Linked DNA regions of Homo sapiens: all the other regions are linked to region 2. The links are chromatin contacts, found by Hi-C or POLR2A ChIA-PET in ENCODE. All regions are on one chromosome and are shown on one strand. The core of a region is the stretch at or near the end of the contact, and the rest is flanking DNA. Distances in the headings are between cores, read along the strand shown.

What was found. A loop is a pair of places that touch in the nucleus more often than their neighbours do. ChIA-PET counts read pairs that join two places held with the same protein, here RNA polymerase II (POLR2A). Pooled maps may share reads with other maps.
Region 1: a loop to region 2 is called in a pooled map, with 10 times the contacts of the local background. The contact joins the promoter of RTEL1 here to the promoter of C20orf204 in region 2. A Hi-C loop is called at or near these places in 5 of 50 pooled maps. POLR2A ChIA-PET finds 5 or more read pairs at or near these places in 2 of 52 experiments (HepG2 and naive thymus-derived CD8-positive, alpha-beta T cell).
Region 3: a pooled map shows a loop between it and region 2 (4-fold over the local background). The contact joins the promoter of LIME1 here to the promoter of C20orf204 in region 2. A Hi-C loop is called at or near these places in 2 of 37 single-sample maps with no recorded cell type and 5 of 50 pooled maps. POLR2A ChIA-PET finds 5 or more read pairs at or near these places in 1 of 52 experiments (CD4-positive, alpha-beta T cell).
Region 4: a loop to region 2 is called in a pooled map, with 4 times the contacts of the local background. The contact joins the promoter of MHENCR here to the promoter of C20orf204 in region 2. A Hi-C loop is called at or near these places in 1 of 168 maps with a recorded cell type or tissue (ascending aorta) and 5 of 50 pooled maps. POLR2A ChIA-PET finds 5 or more read pairs at or near these places in 5 of 52 experiments (CD4-positive, alpha-beta T cell, GM12878, HEK293 and 2 more).

The regions. Positions count from the first base shown.
Region 1 is chr20:63,655,039-63,660,556 of GRCh38, reverse strand. RTEL1 (regulator of telomere elongation helicase 1) reads right to left here and starts at 2,245. Exons shown (of 35, transcript NM_001283009.2): 1 at 2,091-2,245; 2 at 1,053-1,324. The coding sequence starts at 1,154. RTEL1-TNFRSF6B (RTEL1-TNFRSF6B readthrough (NMD candidate)) reads right to left here and starts at 2,747. Exons shown (of 38, transcript NR_037882.1): 1 at 2,091-2,747; 2 at 1,053-1,324. RefSeq lists enhancers at 1,621-1,670, 1,821-1,890, 2,011-2,170, 2,191-2,280, 2,311-2,550.
Region 2 is chr20:64,032,189-64,037,674 of GRCh38, reverse strand. It overlaps C20orf204 (chromosome 20 open reading frame 204), which reads right to left and starts at 1,493. Exons shown (of 4, transcript NM_001387010.1): 1 at 1,349-1,493. The coding sequence starts at 1,351. It overlaps PRPF6 (pre-mRNA processing factor 6), which reads right to left. Exons shown (of 21, transcript NM_012469.4): 21 at 4,575-4,834. The coding sequence ends at 4,682. RefSeq lists enhancers at 26-619, 1,051-1,150, 620-1,213, 2,101-2,330.
Region 3 is chr20:63,735,407-63,739,194 of GRCh38, reverse strand. It overlaps LIME1 (Lck interacting transmembrane adaptor 1), which reads right to left and starts at 2,531. Exons shown (of 6, transcript NM_017806.4): 1 at 2,483-2,531; 2 at 1,548-1,662; 3 at 1,293-1,374; 4 at 1,135-1,222; 5 at 696-1,012; 6 at 92-597. The coding sequence starts at 1,645. The coding sequence ends at 295. ZGPAT (zinc finger CCCH-type and G-patch domain containing) reads right to left here. Exons shown (of 7, transcript NM_181485.3): 6 at 3,631-3,788; 7 at 3,053-3,414. The coding sequence ends at 3,276. RefSeq lists silencers at 916-975, 1,056-1,205, 1,276-1,495 and enhancers at 636-1,230, 1,430-2,346, 2,926-3,105.
Region 4 is chr20:63,624,328-63,629,131 of GRCh38, reverse strand. It overlaps MHENCR (melanoma highly expressed competing endogenous lncRNA for miR-425 and miR-489), which reads right to left and starts at 1,897. Exons shown (of 2, transcript NR_132417.1): 1 at 1,740-1,897; 2 at 308-942. It overlaps GMEB2 (glucocorticoid modulatory element binding protein 2), which reads left to right and starts at 2,031. Exons shown (of 10, transcript NM_012384.5): 1 at 2,031-2,176. RefSeq lists silencers at 1,590-2,039, 2,130-2,669.

The sequences.
Region 1 (5,518 bases), core at 996-3,495, 380 kb after region 2:
AACTTTGCCCCAGCCTTGAGCTCACAGAAACATGTGTTGTATGGAATCAAGGTTTAAGGGATCTAGAGCTGTGCAGAACGTGCCTTGTTAACAATATGTTTACAGGCAGTATGCTTGGTAAAAGTCATCGCCATTCTCCAGTCTCGATAAACCAGGGGCACGATGCACTGCGGAAAGCCGCAGGGACCTCTGCCCTGGAAAGCCGGGTATTGCCCAAGGTTTCTCTCCATGTGATAGTCTGAAATATGGCCTCGTGGGATGGGAAAGACCTGACAGTCCCCCAGCCCAACACCCGTGAAGGGTCTGTGCTGAGGATTAGTAAAAGAGGAAAGCCTCTTGCAGTCGAGATAGAGGAAGGCCACTGTCTCCTGCCTGCCCCTGGGAACTGAATGTTTCGGTATAAAACCCGATTGTACATTTGTTCAATTCTGAGATAGGAGAAAAGCCGCCCTGTGGCAGGAGGCGAGACATATTGGCAGCAATGCTGCTCTGTTACTCTTTACTCCACCGAGATGTTTGGGTGGAGAAAAGCATAAAACTAGCCTACGTGCACATCCAGGCATAGTACCTTCCCTTGAACTTATTTGTGACCCAGATTCCTTTGCTCACGTTTTCTTGCTGACCTTCTCCCCACTATCACCTTGCTGTCCTGCCGCATTCCTCTTGCTGAGATAGTGAAAATAGTAATTAATGAATACTGAGGAAACTCAGAGACTGGTGCCGGTGCAGGTCCTCTGTATGCTGAGCGCCGGTCCCCTGGGCCCACTTTTCTCTCTATACTTTGTCTCTGTGTCTTATTCATTTTCTCAGTCTCTCGTCCCGCCTGATGAGAAATACCCACAGGTGTGGAGGGGCCGGCCCCCTTCAAAGGACGATCGTTTTTACTTGTCAATCCTCTCTCTGACCCCACCTGGAACACCAGCCCTTTTTATGACAGACGCTGCCTCTGGCCCGGAGGGGCCTGGCTGGAATGGGCCGGGAGAGGGAAGCACACCCCGTCCTGGCTGAAGCTCCACCCACCCGCAGTCCTTTCCTCGGGGCCTGTGCTCTACCTGCTGCAGACATTCCAGGACCTTGGTCATGTACTCCTGTTGGCATTTGTAGGGCTGGAAAGGGAAGTCTACGGTCACACCATTCAGGACTATCTTGGGCATATCAGCCTGTTCTCAGAAGGGCACAGAGCGTGGCTGAGGGGCAGGCTATTCGGGTCTGTGCGAAAAAACCACTCCGAACATCTTAGGGTCTCGGGCACTCCTGGTAAGCGATGCGAGCATGTGCACTGGGACACAACGCTGTTCTCTTCGAGAATCCCTATGGCACAGACCTGGGAAAGACAGTAAGACTCTGTTTGTAGACAGCCTTTGTGGGTACCGGGCTACTTTCCCAGGCGTTTCCATCAGTCCCTCCTGCGGAGAGGGTTGGAGAGCAACCCTGGTATATCCCATCTCGAGGAGCTGGCGGGGCGAAGATGCGAAGTGGCTGGGCCTTGCCTTATCCTCCCGCCCCACAACTCCGTCCTTCTCTGGAAAAGACGCCCACAGTGCTGCAAGTTCCGCCTGCAGTAATTCCGCGACTTCCACAAGAGCGTGAGGGCTGAAGAGGCAAGCGGCACCCCTCCCGGCCTCACCAGGCGCAACGTCAGAGCGGAGGGTCTGAACCTCCGGCCCTGCCTCTCCAGCCCTCTGCCCTCCTGGCTGGCTGGAGTCCATTCCCCATCCGCCCGGGTGGGCAACCAGATGCAGCCAAAGTAGCGAAAGAGCATGCCGGGATGCCAACCCGTGCAGCCCTCAGCAAATCACTCAACTTCTCTAAGCCTCAATCCCGCCCGGGAACTGGGACTAACAGAACAGACGCGGACACACTGAATGTCGGCCCTTCCCTCCAGCCCCGGTCAAGGGCTCAGCCAACGCCGCGGCGCCAGCGCCACGAGCGCAGGAAACTACAGGTCCCAAAATGCAGCGCGGCCAATCCGCCGACCCGCGGCCCCGAGGGCGGCTTGGGGCCTGCCGGGAGCTGTAGTTTCGAAAAACCGCAACGCGCCTACGAGCCGCTCGGGTAAAAGAACCACTTGTAGGGTCACTGCGACTCACTGCTCACTTGTCTCCGCGGCGAACCTTCCAGAACCGGGGTCCCTCAGGAACTCAACCGACTCCAGTCGAGGGCCGCCACCCGTCCCCAGCTGTCAGCCAGCTCAGAGTTTTCGCGGGCAGAGGCGCGCAGTCGGCGCTGAGCCCACTGCACTTCCGCCCCCCACTTCCGGTCCGTTGCTTTGTGCTCCCGGCGGAAACTGTTCCCCCGCGGAGGGGGTCCGCCTGCTCTTCGGCTCCTCCAGGCCTACACGGCGTTTTGCGCGTTCTGTGTCCGGCTCCGCTGGCCAGTGAACCTCACTTCCATCGCCCACAGGCAGAAATCTGGGGTCCCGCCCGTCTCCTCCCTTGATGTCATTCCCCCACCAGGGTCTGCGTTCCACTACCGCCTCTCTAGGCCGAGCCACCACCATTGCCCGGAGAGCTGCACGGGCCTCCTCCCCAGAGGCATCTTTTTACTGCTCGAGTGTGAGCCGACCGCTTTCCTGAAAATTTGAAAACGGCTGCGCCTTGCCCAGGACCCGGCTCCTGAGAGCCCTGACCGCCCCCTCTCCTTCCTCTCCTGCGTTCCAGCTTCTGCTCGGCTCACTGTCCCGCAGTGGTCCCGGCGGGCCTCCCTGAGTCCCCAGCACCCGGCACTGGCTGGCAGCAGGGCTGACTCCAAGAGCGAGGCCCGCACCGTTCTGTGGGGTCAGCCCAGCGTCACGGATGTTTGTCTCAGGCGGCCCCAGCTCCCATGCCCCAGAAGGCCCCAGAAGGCCCCAGGAGGGAGTTGGCGCTGCGTGACCGCGCACGGCCGGCAGGCAGCACTTCTTCGTGGCTTCTTCATGGCTGTGTTTAATGTCCACTGACGGCACATGCGAATGCCATGCGTGCCCACGCTCCTGGGTGTGAGATAGTGCTCGGAGAAGCCCCAGCACTCACTGGCACCCAGCCCCATGTGCCTGTTGTGGTGAAGGAACTGCAGGCTGCCTATCTGAGACTCGGCAGGGAGTTGAAGATGAGGAGACCAGCCACACACACTCGTTGAATGAATGGGCACCAAGCACAAGTTTCAGTGCCCCCCATACATGCTGATATGGTTCGGCTCTGTGTCTCCACCCAAGTCTCACCTCGAATTGTAATCCCCACGTGTGGAGGGAGGGACCTGGAGGGAGGTGGTTGGATCATGCGGTCAGTTTCCTCCAGGCTGTTCTGACAGTGAGTGCTCAGGAGACCCGATGGTTTAAAAGTGGCAGTTTCCCCTTCTCTCTCTCTTTCTCCTGCCGCCATGTACGACCTGGGAACTGGGACTAACATAGACTTCACCTTCTGCCATGATTCTTTTTTCTTTGAGACAGAGTTTTGGCTTTTTGCCCAGGCTGGAGTGCAGTGGCACAATCTTGGCTCACTGCAACCTCCACCTCCTGGGTTCAAGTGATTCTCCTGCCTCAGCCTCTCAAGTAGCTGGGATTACAGGTGTGCACCACTAAGCCCGGCTAATTTTTTATATTTTTAGTAGAGATGGAGTTTGACCGTGTTGGCCAGGCAGGTCTTGAACTCCTGACCTCAGGTGATCCACCCGCCTCGGCCTCCCAAAGTGCTGGGATTACAGGCGTGAGCCACCGCGCCCAGCCAGATAAGTCCTCTCATTGTCCACACTTTCTGGGTGAGAAAGTGAGGCACAGAGCGTTGAGCAGATTGCCCAGAGCCTGCTCAGGAGCCAGGAGTTTACCTTTTGCAGCCACACATCTCATCTCCTGAGAGCAGTGGCCAGAAAAGGCTGTCCTGTGGACTGAGCTGAAGTCTGAGTCATCTGCTCCTTGCCAGCTGCTATAGGAGCGTGCTGGCCTGGGGTGGTCAGGAACTCCTGTACCCCTGCCCTCTTCCTCTAATTGCTGACGTACCCACAGCTCCAGCATACAGCAGGTGCTTGACAGATGTCTGTTGAATGACTGAGTGTCCTGCTGAGATATAGGGCTCCTTCTAGGAGCCAGAGTTAATTTCTTTCTTTCTTTTTTTTTTTTGAGACAGAGTCTTGCTCTGTCGCCCAGGCTGGAATAGAGTGGTGCGATCTCGGCTCCCTGCAACCTCCACCTCCTGGGTTCAAGCGATTCTCCTGCCTCAGCCTCCTGAGTAGCTGGGATTACAGGTGCATGCCACCACGCCCGGCTAATTTTTGTATTTTTAGTAGAGATGGGGTTTCATCATGTTGGTCAGGCTGGTCTTGAACTCCTGACCTCGTGATCTGCCCACCTCAGCCTCCCAAAGTGTTAAGATTACAGGTGTGGGCCACCACGCCCAGCCAAGCCAGAGTTAATTTCAAGAATGCAGAGGTCTGATAAAAGTCACACTTTATGAAAAACATTTTTTTTTTTGAGGTGGAGTCTTGATATTGTTGCCCAGGCTGGAGTGCAGTGGTGGGATCTCGGCTCACTGCAACCTCTGCCTCCTGGATTCAAGTGATTCTCCTGCTTCAGCCTCCAAAGTAGCTGAGATTACAGGCACCTGCCACCACACCTGGCTAATTTTTGTATTTTTAGGGTAGATGGGGTTTCACCATGTTGGCCAGGCTGGTCTCAAACTCCTGACCTCAGGTGATCTGCCCACCTCGGCCCCCCAAAGTGTTGGGATTACAGTTGTGAGCCACTGCACCCAGTCAAAACATTTTTTTAACTAGCACTAATGTGCATGTGAAAAACATCTTTGAAATGCTCGTGCACTTTCTGCATTTGATCTTGGTGAGAAGTCAAAATCTGCTCCAAGACCTGGCACTATATTGGGGCAAACAGTCAGTACAGCTATTGTGTGCCTGCCAGCATGCTGTCATTACTCCTATTGCGTGTGCCTGCCAGTGCACTGAGAGTCAGTACACCTATGGCATGTGCCTGCTAGTGTGCTGTCAGTACAGCTGTTGTGTATGCCTGCTAGCACGCTGACAGTCAGTATGGCTGACAGTCAGTACCCCATTGCGTGTGCCTGCCTAGGTGCTGACAGTCAGTACCCCTGTTGTGTGTTCCTGCTAGTGCACACTGTGCACATCTACTGTGTTCCTGGCACTATGCCACGGGCTTCCACACACCTGGTCCCTGTGCTCCAGATGAGGACACAGAGGCTCAGAGAGGGCCTGGCCAGAGTCACAATGAGTGTGAGGCATTGCGGTGCTCTGAGCCTGACTGGGTGGGTCCTACCCCACCCACATGAGAAGACTCTGGAGGTCCCAGAGAGGGCTACTTCTCTTGATCCCTAGCACCTGAGCTCCAGCACCCGGGGCTGGAGTCTGCCTGAAGGATGCTGACCATCCCCAACTGCTACTGTGGTGGCCAACAGGGAGGACACAGCTGCTGTGGTGGGCAGCTCTGTGTGCCTCTCTGCCCTTCTTCCTCCTTCGCAGAGCTGGCTTCCTAGGAATGGCCCAGGGGCCAACACCTCTGTGTGTATATTAGTTTGAT
Region 2 (5,486 bases), core at 244-2,743:
GTGAGTGATGTCGGCTGGGAGGCGATGTCACTGAGTCCTGAAGAACCCATCAGGAGATAGAGGGGGCAGGCCCAGAGTCAGGAGAGCCTGGCTCTGTGGTCCACGTGGGAGTGGGGCCAGCAAGGGGTGGAGCACCCTCAGGACCGCACAGAGCAGGGCCCCCCACCAGCCCCGTACAGCTCTAGTGGGGCTGGTCTGCAGGCTCTTGGGGGTACAGTAGGAAGTTGTCCCAGTACAGCCTGTCTCACTCATGGCCATGCCCATTCAACTCCACACCTCCCATACTGGCGCCCTCTGGGTTAGCTCACAGAGACGTGGGAACTGGGGACTCCTTGTACCCCCAACCCAACTGGGGCAGGGGCTCAGAGCTCCAAGCCACACCCTATTGGAAGGGGAAAGCTAGGGGGACACCCAGAAGCTATAGAGGAGGAAGGAGCCACCACATCCAGCCCCAACCAACAGTCGCAAAAGGCCCCTCTGCCTGTACCAGCCGCCCCACGCCATCCCTCCGGGCAGCCTGTGCCACAGGCCTCCCCCGACCCAAAATGGAGGGCCTGCGCCCGCAGGGATAAAGCCCAAACATCAAGGAGACAGCTGACGGCCCCCAGGTTCCCAGCCACCCAAAAGGGGCCAGCCCCAACCCTTCCCCTGGGCCCCCAGGATGGAGTCAGACAGCAGATCTAGGGCTGGAAATTAATCATGCGAACCCAACCAAGATAAGAGGACTCGACTCGGCTTCCTAGCCCTGTCAGGGGAGCCTGAACAAGCAGCACCCCAACCCTTGCATAGAGCTGGGGGCCTGGTGGGCGGTGGCAGCTCCTGCTCAGAGCACAAAGCAGCAATGGCTGGAAGAGCAGATGGCTTGCTGTGGCCCCTTCCTGAAACCTGACCCCCCCAACCACACACGCCACAGCCAACTTGGTGGGCTCAGAATTGCCACGTCATTCCCTCTGCCTGCTCTGGGTCAGAGGTCATAGCGAGAACCAGAGCCTGACTCCTGAGCAGGCCAGCTGGAGCTGCAAGGATGTCCAGCACCTGCTGTGTCCCACCCAGGTGGGGCAGACTGGCTGCCCTGGGAGTCCCAACTGGCCTGTTAGTACCACTTCCAGGCTCAAGCCTCAGCCCAGCTTAGAACAGGGTTGCCCGGCACCCAGGAGCCCCCCTCCCCCAACTGCCAGAAGCCAGGGCACATGCACCCAGTGCCACCCACAGGGACGCAGTGACCAGAGCCAACCGGAGATTTCCTGGTGGGGCTCAGGGGAACAAGCAGTGTCTCCTGAGCTGTGTGTACCCCCAGCCCCTCCACCCAAGTAAGCCCCCTCCCTAGAGGAGGCCCACAGCTGCTCACCATGGGCCTTTCAGGGTCTTGCCCTCCCTCACTCCCGCCAGCAGGCCACGCACATGATCCTGGGGTCCTTGGGCAGGGTGTGCACTGCCGCACCAGGTCCAACACCAGCCAACCGCTTCCCTGGACAGGCTGCCTGGAGGACTGCAGAGGGGCAGGCCAGGCGGAGGCTTTTGAAGTTGGCTCCTCCAAGCTGAGGGAGGGAGCAGGAGAGGGAAGGAAAGGCCACGCAATCCCAGCCCTGCCCCCTCCCTCTCTCCACTCCCTATCACTTCAATTAACCTGGCCCTGGAGCTGGGCAGCCACCTCTCCCAGGGGATCCAGGGCTACTGTGGGTCTTGGATTAACTTGTCCGTCCCAGAGATACTGTTCTGTCAAGGAGGGGTGAGGCGCCGCGTGGGCTGGGGCAGTGCAGGGCCCAGCTGGTGGGGGAGGGGAGCCAGGTGAGACTGGGGCCGACTCTGTGGCCAGCAAGTGCTGCCTCTCCCAGGGATCTGGCTGATGGGCAGAGCTGGTGGGAGGCCCTCATCCCCTCCCCAGCTGCCGGACCTGCAGCCTGACATCCAGGGGGCCCTGCCCCAGCAGGTCCCAAGACATGGGGCTTCCCGGGCCCCCGCTGCTGGCCCGGCCTCACTCCTCCTGGGCTGAGGGGTCTCTGGCTGAAGAGGTAAGTCTGAGGCTGTTACTCTGCTGCCTGCCGTAAAGATACCCAGGAGCAGGGTGGGCTCCCCCGATCCTTGGCTGCTGTCGCTTCTGCTGTGGTCTGGGGCACTCTGGTTAGCAGCCTGACAGGCAGTGGTGAAGAGGCACCTCAGAACACGAGCAACCTCTGAGGCACAACTCATCTTTGCAGGCTGAAAAAATTTCAGTTGAAGACAAGTTAAGGTAGTTTCCCAGGGGGAAAAGTCAGTGACTCACAATAGTCAAGAACAGACCACACAGGTGACAGGAGTCCCCTAGGATTGTAACACTGCATCTTTACGTTTTTGCCTTTTCCGTGTTTGGATGTGATTAAATGCTGTGACAGGCTGTGCAGGTCTGCAGCCCAGGAGCCCCAGGCTCTGGCACCCGGGCACACAGCCTGGGGGTGCAGGAGGCCGTGCCTGCCAGCCTTGTGTAAATGCACTCTTTAATGTTTGCAAGACGACATCACCTAACGAGGTTTTTCTCAGAATGTATCCGCACTGTTAAGTGGCGCACAACTGTGGTTTGGCCAACTCAAAGCATTTGAGAAAACCCCACACAGGCAAGAAAGAGGAGACACTCACACATGGACAATGTAAGCGCTCCGGAACTTTCCAAGGGCCCTGCAGGAAGTATCCCCTGAACATGGCCTGAAACATTCTTTTCTGTGTGACCCCTCAATGCCCACCCAGCACTGGCCATTTCAGCTCTGAGGTCAGAGAAGGGCTTCCTTCCTACGCCTCGGTTTCCACATCTGTACAGGGCCAGGCTGGCTCACAAACTTCCTGGGCCTCGGTTTCCACATCTGTACAGGGCCGGGCTGGCTCACAAACTTCCTGGGCCTCGGTTTCCACACCTGTACAGGGCCGGGCTGGCTCACAAACTTCCTGGGCCTCGGTTTCCACATCTGTACAGGGCCGGGCTGACTTCACAAACTCCAAAAAGCTGCAGGACTCTCTTCATCTTCAGAATAAATGTTGAGGGCTCCCTCATGCTTCCGTCTCTCCATGAGGGATCAAAGGAAACTCCTCCACAAGTTCCAGTGAAAACACTCATGAAGCTCCTGCAGCTGCTCCTCAGGACGGGGCGAGAGGAAGGACTTCCACATTCCAACGATTTGAGCTGGACCCCAGGTTGCCTGCCCAGCAGAGACCAACCAGCAGTTCCTGACCCCATACAGGGGTGGCAGGTCCCTTGCCCGGGATTGACCATGTCCTCAAGGTCCCCAGAACCACAGGGAAGGGGGACCCACACCCACATTCTGGTCTACCAGGACCGCCCCACGTGCAGGCAGGGATCTCCCACCCCAGCCATTCTCACTCGTCAGGAGCAGGGCAGGCAGACCACAAGGCCTAGCACAGGCCCCCATGTGCAGGTGGGCAGAGCTGTGGGTCAGTGACTGACCACCACCACAGGCCCTGCCATCGGTACCACAAGACAGGCCGGGACCCTCCAGGGCTCCCCTCTCACAAGGAACATCCAGGGACAGCTGCTCTCCAGCAGCCTCCTCAGCCCACATGACAGCGCCCTCCTCCCCGCCCGCTGGCCTCAACGACTGTCCACCCACACCCTCTGGGCCAGCCATGACCTCCAGCCAGATGTCTCTAGCCCCGGCCTACACAAGAACCAGCTGGCTCCCAACTGAATGCACACACATGATCCCAGGCCTGAGGACGTCCTTTATCCTTACACAGCTAAGGCTGAAGAGAAGCCAAGTCTCTCGGGTGATCAACGTTCAACCTAGAGATGAGAACCATCACTGTTCAACCTGGAGATGAGAACCATTACAAGGGCTTTAGGGTTAAACTGCGAATGATAAATTAGCAAAGATAAACTCACGGCCGGGTGCGGTGGCTCACGCCTGTAATCCCAGCACTTTGGGAAGCTGAGGCAGATGGATCACCTGAGGTCAGGAGTTTGGCAGCGGGCGCCTGTAGTCCCAGCTACTCGGGAGGCTGAGACAGGAGAATTGCTTGAACCCAGGAGGCAGAGGTTGCAGTGAGCCGAGATCGTGCCACTGCACTCCAGCCTGGGCGACAGAGCGAGACTGTCTCAAAAATAAAAAAATGAACTCACCTCCAAAAGAAAGAACGCCTCTTACTGGTGACACTGTCACTCAGCACATGCCTGAGGGGCCCGGGAGGCTGTGTGGAGAGGCCCTGCGCAGAGCTGGGTTCTCCTGTTTGCACTCAGACCCCAGGGAGGCCCCAGCTGTCCCCTGACCAAGACCCTTGCAGGCGGCTGCCAGGCTCCTGCGAGCACCTGCGTCCTGCATGCAGCTTGGTCCCCACTGTCTCCAGCTGTCCTCACAGGGCTTTTGGCCAGAACATCTGCACCCCTACCACCTTCTCCACAGTCTTGGGGAACCCGGGCACCTCCACAGTGCCTCCTCTGTGAGACACCGGCTGTCTGCAAGAGGCTTCTGTCCAAGCAAGGGCGATCACAGCCACCCCAGGACGGCATGGGACAGGCCAGGACAGGCCAGACTGGGGCAGCAGAAGCAGGAGCCAGAGAAGGGCCCCAGAGAAAACCAGCAGGCTGCCTGTTCTGACACGAGACATAAAAACTTTTAATGAAGGAGGACACAGCTCAGAGCCCTTCCACATGCGGCCCAACCCTGCCCCACGGAGACCGGCCATGGCAACCGCTCAATCAGAAGGTGTTCTTGATGCGGCCGGCCACCAGCCTAAGGATGTCCCCGATCTTCTTCTGCCAGTTGGCGATGTCCTTGGACACGGCGCACCACAGCTCCCCATGCCGAGGCTCTGCACTCTCACAGCGCTTCCTCACCTCCTCCTGCTGCTCCTGGGGGGACCACAGGGCACGTCAGGCAGGGGTCCTCCCACGCTACTCCCCGGACCTCGCCTGCTTCTCGCCTGGCCCCTGCAGACCTGGCCCTGGCAGCACCAACCCCAACTGGCGGGCCAGAGGGCACAGGCCCTGCACCGGAAGGCAAGGCTCTTTCAGGTGTGTTCCTCAAAGGAGCCCCACCTCCTGAGGAGCATGGACCCCACCAGCCTCAGCCCACAGATGAGGAACTGAGCCAGGCTCCCCATGTCTGTGCCTCACACAAGTGCTCACGTCTGCCTTCTCCAAACAAGGAGTTAGGGTTCACGTGGGCTGGCAACACTTTCCAGGGAGGACCAGGACAGCCTGACTGCCTCCAGCACAGCTCAGACAACGCTTGGCTCTAGCGGGGCGGGTGGGAGCAGAGGGGCTGCTGCCCAGGCTGTCCTAGAAAGCCACACTCAGGCTCAGGCCCAAGAAAAAGGCCAACTCCATTCCCATTCCTAAAGTGAGCCCAGGCTCCAGCCAGCAAATAACTCGTTAAAATACTCCAGCAGACAGGCCACCCTAACGGACAGGGTGCCTCAATTCCAGGGTGTGGAGCTGTGAGGCTATAACCAGAAAACGGATGTGGAGGCAGAGACTGCCTTGTGGGGAGGTGTCGAGGATT
Region 3 (3,788 bases), core at 1,282-3,781, 300 kb after region 2:
CCAAGGCCAGAGGGGACAGCTCCAAGCCTTCCAGAGAAGCCCCCCGCCCCAACCCGCCCAGCTTTCAAGAAGAGCAGGCTGCGAGGCTGGCCGCTTTCATCCTGCGCTGGCGCTTTATTTAGACGCGGGCCTTCTCTGGAGCCCGGGGAGGCCGCGGCTGTCAGAGCGGCCAGGACCTCACGGACCTCACGGGCTGGCAGCCCGGGGACCTGGGACTGGCGCTGTCAGCTGTGAGGCGGGGCGGGGCGGGGGACGGGCCTCACTCTGGAGGAAGGAGCACAGGTCCTTGAGTGTTCAGGGCAGGGAGGCAGGGAGGGGTCTCCAGCCCCTCCCTAGGCTGGGGCAGCTGGAAGCAGGGGGCGTCCCAGCCCCGCACGTGCTGCTCCTGCCAGCAGGGTCCCCCAGCTCCCGGATGCTCTCATACACGTTTTCCAGGGGGCCGCTGTCCACATCCAGGGCCCTGAGCGGGAGGGTCTGGTAGGCCAGGTCACCCGCCAGGGCCAGAATCGCTCCCTGGCCCTTGGGGTCCAGCGGGTCTGTGGTGGGTCCTGGGTCCCTCCTTTTAGGCTTGCAGACCCTGGAGTACAGGACGTCCACCTGGAGACAGGAAGCCAACCCGAGGAGGGGTCAGCACCATCCAACCTGCTGAGGATCTGCCGGCCCCACCCACAGCGCCCTACCCTGGCCCACGTTACCTGAGCGGCCGGGGTCACCTCAGTCTTCCCCTGCTGTGGCTCTTGGGGACTGCGATGGGTCCCTTTGCGCTTCTGGACGCGGGCATACTCGGCCACCACAGGGCTGGCCGCCAGGCTGACCCCGGGAAGGGCCGCCAGCCCCACGTTGGAATAGGTGGCCTCGAGGCCAGCGCACCCTGCGGTGGCTGCAGCTGCCGGCAGAGCCCGGGGCAGCTCCTGGTGTGGGAAGGCAGAGGGGGCTGCCTGCGGTCCGGTGATGTCCCTGGACACCTCCAGCCAGTGTGGGCGCAGGAGATCCATGCTGGCAGGCCGCAGGGCTGGGGGTGGGGTCAGGGCAGAGTTCACTCCGGGCAGGGGGCAGGAGCGGGTCTGGCCCAGGGGTTGGCACGCGCTGCACAGTAAGCCCCGCCCGGCCGCCCCCGCCCCGCCCTCTGCTCACCCCTGCTGCTGCGCGGGCCCCGGTGCAGCTCGTGCAGTCTGGTGTCCGACTTGCTGAGGGAGCAGAGGTGGGTCCGCCTCAGTAGGGACTGGGGGCGAGGAAGGCTGGTCGGTGCCCTGCGGACCCCACCCTGGTCCCCGGGACAGCCTGGCACTCACCGCTTCCGCCGCCGTCGCACTGCCCTGCAGCCTCGCCCGCTGCCTCCGCGCCCTCTTCCTGGGGGCTACAGCGTCCTCGGGCCTTGGGGGTAGAGGTGGGGGGCGGGGGGCGGGGTCGTCAGCCTCGGGTCCAAGGCCCGGTGCAGGCGCGCGTGCCGAGCTGGGTGCGCGGACCTGCCTCCAGCCCCTTCCCGCGCTGGGCTGTGAATGGCAGCCGCAGCGAGGCCCCAGACAGAACGCGGCTGAGGGACCTACCTGCGGCAGGCTGTGCACAGCGCCCACAGCGAGAGGAGCAGGGCGCAGCACCCTAGAACCCAGAGGGCAGGAGGGGCCCAGGACACTGGCAGCCCCATCCTGTGAAGCCGAGGCCCTGGGGACAGAAGAAAGGGGCGCTGGGGGCTGGCCAAGGGGACCTGGCGCCACCTGGCAGCCCCAAATCTGCACCTCCCGCGGCTGCGGGGCTCCTGCGTCTCCCGTTCCAGCTCTGACTCAGCACAGGAAGCCCCAAGGCCTGGCAGTCCCTCCCTCCCAGAGGTGCCCACCTTCTGGCGGGGGCTCCCGGTGAGGTGAACTAGGGCTGCTCTGCCTGGCCCCTCCGTGTCCCTGCGGGTGACCACGGTAACACCCAGCACGGCCGTGAGGAGGGGCAAGACAGCTGTGGCCACCATAGCCCAGATAGTAACCAGCATCGGGGGAGCCCCTGGGTGTGCGCCACAGGCCACAGACTCCACCTGCAGCCACCCTCTGCCCAGACATGGTCTCCTGTGTCAGGTAGTGCCCCCAAGCCGCTCGCTGCGGAGCCCAGAACTGGGAAGAGCTGGAGGCTGGTCAGCAGGAGGGACCCTGCACCCGGAGGAGCTGGAGGCTGGGTCAGCAGGCAGCAGCAGCTGCTGGGGGTGCTGATGCCCCCACCCCACTTCTCTCTGGCTCTTCTTGTCTGCCAGTGTCTCTGCCAGAGAGGATCTGTCCCCTTCTTGGGGATCTTAGCAGAACTTCTCGGGGTGGGGGATGCCTTACAAACAGCACAGTCCAGCAGCAGAGACAGAAGCTGGGGGGTGAGGGGTGGTCTCTGGAGTTTGGGGCCAGTCTGCTCAGACCCAGGGAGTGGGCTTCAGCCTGGCTGACTGACCCAGCTGCAGCCACATCCCAAGGCCTCCCAGACCCCAGCTGCCCCCCAGGAGGGCACTTACCAAGCCCACGGCCAGGGGTCCTCAGCTCTGTCTGGGGCAGGCCAGGAAGGTCTTTGTGCAGCCCTCGGCTGAGCTCCCCACCTCATCACTTCCTGCTCCTGTCGCCAAGCGCCTCCCCTGAGCCTCCCACCCTGGGCAGCAGCCACCACCGCAGCCTCACCCACCTGCTGCGCCCCGCCCGAAGCCTAGATGAAACGTGTGCGCCTCTAGCCCGCACTGTTCTGACAGCCTAACTCACAACCCCTCCACACACGAAGACGTGAGCAGAGCTGGCACAGAACCCCCAAACCCACAGGGCCAGGTCCGCCTGCCTCACCAAGAGTGCCCCACGTGGTGGGCCACAGTCCTCTCCCGCCCGTCTCGCCCGCTGGAGCAGCACTGAGCTCCACCCATCTGTGGGTGTCAGGCAGCCTGGCGGGCACCCTGGCCTCCGATCTGCCTTGGTCAGAGAAGGGTAAGAAGGGAGAATGCCGGCCTCCTAGGCCCCTCCAGCCCAGCCCGTCTCTCACCACAGCCCTGCACAGACCCTTCTCTCCCCAGAGACCCTGCAGCCAGCTGATCTCCACTGAATGACACTGTGATGAAATCACTTTAATGTCCTTGCCAAGGAAATGCCCAAGACACTGGCAGGTGGGCAAGTAAGTGTCCAGATGGGACCCCGCAGCTCTGTCTCCACTCAGCAGTGTCTGCACGCCCCAGGCCAGCAGGCCGGCCCCTCCTCGGGCAACACTGGTCTTCCTGAGGGCAGCCCGTGCTGGGGTCCCACGCTTCGTCCATAGTGCTTGTGGGGTCTCTAGAACTCAGTCATCTTCTTGTGGGTGTCTGCCTTCCTCTGCTCCTGCTGCAGGCCGGCTTCCTGAGCCCGGAGCTGCCCCAGCTGGCGCTGGGCTCCTGCCAGCTTCTCCTGCAGCTGGGCTGACGCCACGCTATGCCTGCGGAGGGGCTCACTAGTCAGCGTGGGGTCCTGGGCCATGCCACCAACCCCAGTCTGCCGTACCCACTGCCTGTGTGCCCGCTGCCCGTCCTCCAACATGCAGACCCCTCCTGGACTCAGCCCGCTATGCTTGGGTCAGGTGACCTCCAGCATGTATCCCGGGGGCAGGGCCACCCTGGGTCGCCCTTTGCCCTGAGCTGGGCCCCACACGTACCGGCCAGCGTTGCGGGCGAGAGCCTCCTGGATGCTCCTGATGTCCCGCTGGGTTCGCTCGATCTTCTCCTCAGTCTGGAAGAGCCGCAGGCTCAGGGCCCGCTTGGCACTCTTGCTGGCATGGTACATGTCCTTGCTCCTCCTCCCCGCTGGGGCCGC
Region 4 (4,804 bases), core at 648-3,147, 410 kb after region 2:
GGCCTCCCAAAGTGCTAGGATTATGGGCGTGAGCCTCCGCACTCAGCCTAAATTTGCATTTTTAAGCGACTAAGTTTGAGATAATTTGTTATGCCAGCAGAAGAAAGCTAAGTTATCTTGGAGGTGATTTTTCTTTTTTTTTAGATGGAGTTTCTCTCTTGTTGCCCAGTTTGTCTCTTGGAGCCCCAGAGTGAAGGAGGCAGAACAGGCCCCAGGGCTCACCCCAGGCCGACCTCGGTGGGCTTGCGCAACACACAGGCATGATGTAGCCACCCTCCCATCCCCAGGCCCCCCTCAGCACTCCTCTTCGACTTTATTGACATTTATTTCCAAAACGTGACGATAGGCAAACTCAGATAAATGACACACATAGACCGCGTGAACCCTCTCATATTTACCAGATAATAAAATAGTAGCACTGACAAAGGCTCAATTTTTTTTTTTATTCTTCCCCAGAGACAGGCTCTGTTGCCCAGGCTGGTCTTGAACTCCTGGCCACAGGTGATCCTCCCACCTTTGTCTCCCAAAGTGTTGAGGTAAAAGGCATGAGCCACCGCACTCGGCCAATCTAATTTTTAAAAACACCTTTTCCTCACTGGCTGGAGCACGTTCTACTTTACTGGGAACTGAATGAATGTGCAACTCTAATTACAGCCCCTCCGAAGTGCAGTGGCTTGGGAACCTCCCGTTCCGGGAGGCGGCCTGCAGAGCCCTCCTCCTACAAGTGTGAGCACAGGGTCAGGGTTCCATCCAAGCGAGCACCTGCTTCCTATTTTCCGACTAATTTCGGTCCCCTGATACGGAATCCGGGATCCTGCAGACAGGCAGCGGGTGACAGCAAGCACAAGGGTGTTCGATGACACCTGGAGAGGTCAGGAGAGCCAGTCCTGCGGTGCAGAGGAAGAAACCCAGCACAGAGGCCAACAGAGCCAGCCCCAGCCTCTGCCAATAAAACATATAAATGAGCCCTGGGGGCTGGAGGAGGGCCACAGGATCCAAGCTGGCTGCCGGATCCGAGTGGGATCGGGGTGCCGACTGTGGGACATGGGTGGGATGGGGTGCCGGCTGCGGGACTCGGGTGGGATCGGGGTGCGGGCTATAGGACTGGGGCGGGATCGGGGTGTCATCTATGGGATCGAGGTGCTGGCTATGGGACTGGGGTGGGATCGGGGTGCTGGCTATGGGACTGGGGTGGGATCGGGGTATCAGCTATGCTATGCGATCGGGGTGAGTGCCGGCTGTGGGATCGGGGTGCCGGCTGCGGGACTGGGGTGGGATCGGGGTGCCGGCTGTGGGACAGCGGTGGGATCGGGGTGGGTGCCAGCTGTTGGGCTGGGGTGGGATCGGGGTGCCAGCTGCGGGACTGGGGTGGGATCGGGGTGCCGGCCGTGGGACAGCGGTGGGACCGGGGTGTTAGCTATGGGATTGGGGTGGGTGCCGGCTGTTGGGCAGGGGTGGGATCGGGGTGTCGGCTGTGGGACTGCGATAGGATCGGGGTGCTGGTTGTGGGACTGGGGTGACAGCTTGAGGGGTGACCGAGCCCTCCCGGCCGCTCCCGGATGCCCCTCGCCCTCCACGCTGGGAGCGCCGTGGCTGGCTGAGCCTCTGGCATGTTCCGCGTGAGTCCGCGCACCCTACAGCGTCCTCCTCCACAGCCTCGTGTTCAGGCGTCCGCCCCGCAGGGGAGTCCCCTCGCGCCCATTCACACACAGCAGCGTCCGGGCGAGGAGCGCCCGTACCTGGAGGCCTGAAGGTACCGCCCTGCCGCGCGTGGGCACTGCTCCCTGGCGCCGTCCGTCCACTGACCATCGTCCCTCGGCCCGGCCGCCCGCGCGGGGCAGGCAACGCCCGACCGGGGGCCTCGGGGACCAGGAGGAACCTGCGGCGTTAGGAGCTGACAGTGTCGGTCCGCGCACGCGCCCCGGGGCCCGTCGGGCCTTATTTCACGGCCCCGCCTTCCTCCTCCGCGAGCGCCAAATAAGTGTCCGGCCCTCCCAGCCCCGTGCGTGCGCGGCCCCGCCGCCTGCGTCACTAGGAAGCGCGCGCCCGCGCCGCCGCCGCCGCCGAATCCCCAACAAGGAGCGAAGCCCGCGGCCGCCGCCGCCGCCCGCCGCCGCCGCAGCTCCCGACGCCGCCGCCCCCGCCGGGTGCCTAAGCAGGCCCGGCGCGGCCCCAGGTAAGCGGCGCCGGCGAGCCCGCGGCCCCCCCGCGGCGAGGCCTCTCGCTCCGCTCACGCGCCGCCGTCCAGTCAGGGGTCCCTGCGGAGCGTCAGGACGTTACGGCGGGGGGAGGGGAGGGCCGGGGGAGGGGCGGCCGCGCGGGCGGCGGCGTCAGGCGCAACGGCGGCGTCAGGCGGGCGGCGCGGGCGGTGGCGGGCGCGGGCGGCGGCGCTTCCTGCCTCCATCTTGGCGCCGCGGGCGGGCGCGGGCTCGGCCTCCAGCGGCCTCCTCGGTGGACCCATCCCGGGGGGACCACGCCGCAGGGGTGCGACCCGCAGGGACCACCCCGCAGGCACCCGACCCGCAGGGACGCGACCCACAGGGACCACCCCGCAGGCACCCGACCCGCAGGGGCCACCACGCGACCCGCAGGGGCCACCCCACAGGGACGCGACCCACAGGGACCACCCCACAGGGACGCGACCCACAAGGACCACCCCGCAGGCACCCGACCCGCAGGGACGCGATCCCCAGGGGCCACCCCGCAGGCACCCGACCCGCAGGGACGCGATCCCCAGGGGCCACCCCGCAGGCACCCGACCCGCAGGGACGCGATTCCCAGGGGCCACCCCGCAGGCACCCGACCCGCAGGGACGCGACCCATAGGGACCACCCCGCAGGCACCCGACCCGCAGGGGCCACCCGGCAGGCACCCAACTCGCAGGGACGCGACCCGCAGGGATCACCCCACTGGGACCCACTCTCAGGGACCTGACCTGCAGGGACCACCCCACAGGGGCCCGCGTCACTGTAGGCTCACAGGCGGGACCTGGATCTGTGTAGACCCATGGTGGTGTGGACCCTGTTGGTCGGAGCTGATTTGTTGTGGGCCCGTCGTCAGTCATGGCATGTTATCTATTTGGTTACTGTGTAATTCATGCGTGACTGAAAAGTCGTGACTGACTTTTCTGTTGAACCAGAATTCTCTTTCTTTGCTAACACTTCAAATACAACAGTTTCAATTACATCAGTGTTGACCGTGCCGGTCAAGAATACTAGTTTAAAAATATTTTCTTGGGCCAGGTGTGATGGCTCACACCTGTAATCCCACCACTTTGGGAGCCCGACGTGGGCGGATCATGAGGTCAGGAGTTTGAGAGCAGCCTGGCTAACACGGTGAAACCCTGTCTCTACTAAAAATACAAAAGTTAGCCGGGCGTGGTGGTGTGCACTTGTAATCCCAGCTAGTTGGGAGGCTGAGGCAGGAGAATTGCTTGAACCCAGAAGGCAGAGGTTGCAGTGAGTGGAGATGGTGCCATTGCACTCCAGCCTGGGTGACGGAGCAAGATTGCGTCTCAAAAAAAAAAAAGTAAAATAAAATATTTTCTCATATCTGATTTACCTAATAATTTGGAAACTCACTTCACACTAGTGGGGAACCCAAGCCTTGGGATCAAAGCTGGGTGGGTCTTGGCTTCAACACAGAAGGGGCTGTGGAGAGGCCAGGTGTAGTGGCTCACACCTATAATCCCAGCACTATGGGAGGTCAAGGTGGGAGGATCACTGGAGGTCAGGAGTTCGAGACCAGCCTGGCCAACATGATGAAACCCCGTCTCTACCAAAAATGCAAAAATTAGCTAGGCGTGTTGGGTGCCTGTAGTCCCAGCTACTCGGGAGGCTGAGGCAGGAGAATCACTTCAACCCGGGAGGCGGAGGTTGCAGTGAGCCAAGATTTTGCCATTGCACTCCAGCCTGGGTGACAGAGCGAGACTCCATCTCAAAAAAACAAAGAAGGAGCTGTGGAGAGAGGAGGGGGTGCTCGCCCTTGGGAAGGCAATAGGGCGAGGTGCTCTATTCTATAGTGCTTCTTCTGTGTCTAAAGAGCATTGTATCAAGGACTTGCACTATTTTCTGTGAGGTAACTTTTGTGCATATTGCTTTGAACCTTTAATATAGTTGCCATTGGAGGCCAGGCTCAGTGGCTCACGCCTGTAATCCCAGCACTTTGGGAGGCAGAGGCGGGCGGATCACGAGGTCAGGAGATCGAGACTGTCCTGGCCAACATGGTGAAACCCCGTCTCTACTAAAAATACAAAAATTAGCCGGGCGTGGTGGTGGGCGCCTGTAATCCCAGCTACTCAGGAGGCTGAGGCAAGAGAATCGCTTGAACCCGGGAGGCAGAGCTTGCATTGAGCCGAGATCGGGCCACTGCAGTCCAACCTGGGCTACAGAGCGAGACTCCGTCTCAAAAAAAGAATATATGTATGTATGCAGTTGCCAATGGAGAGGCTGGAATTCAGTTTTGTGCGTGTACATTGCGTAATCCTCTGCAAAGCCCTGAAGCTGTGACGAGGACCCCTGCCTGCAGTGAGGCTGTTGCCTCTTTGCAGCTCTCTGCTTAAATGACTTTAGTTGCCCCTGCTGAGCTTACCCTTATGAAAGCAGCGTCTCCTCAGTGAGAGTTAAACCCCGAGAAGTCAGCACGGGAGATCAGTAGTATTTTAAATGAAATTTTTATTTTTTAATTTTAATTTTTTTTTTTTTGAGACAGAGTCTCGCTCTGTTGTCTAGGCTGGAGTGCAGTGGCACAATCTTGGCTCGCTGCAACCTCTGCCTCCGGAGTTCGAGAGATTCTCCTGCCTCAG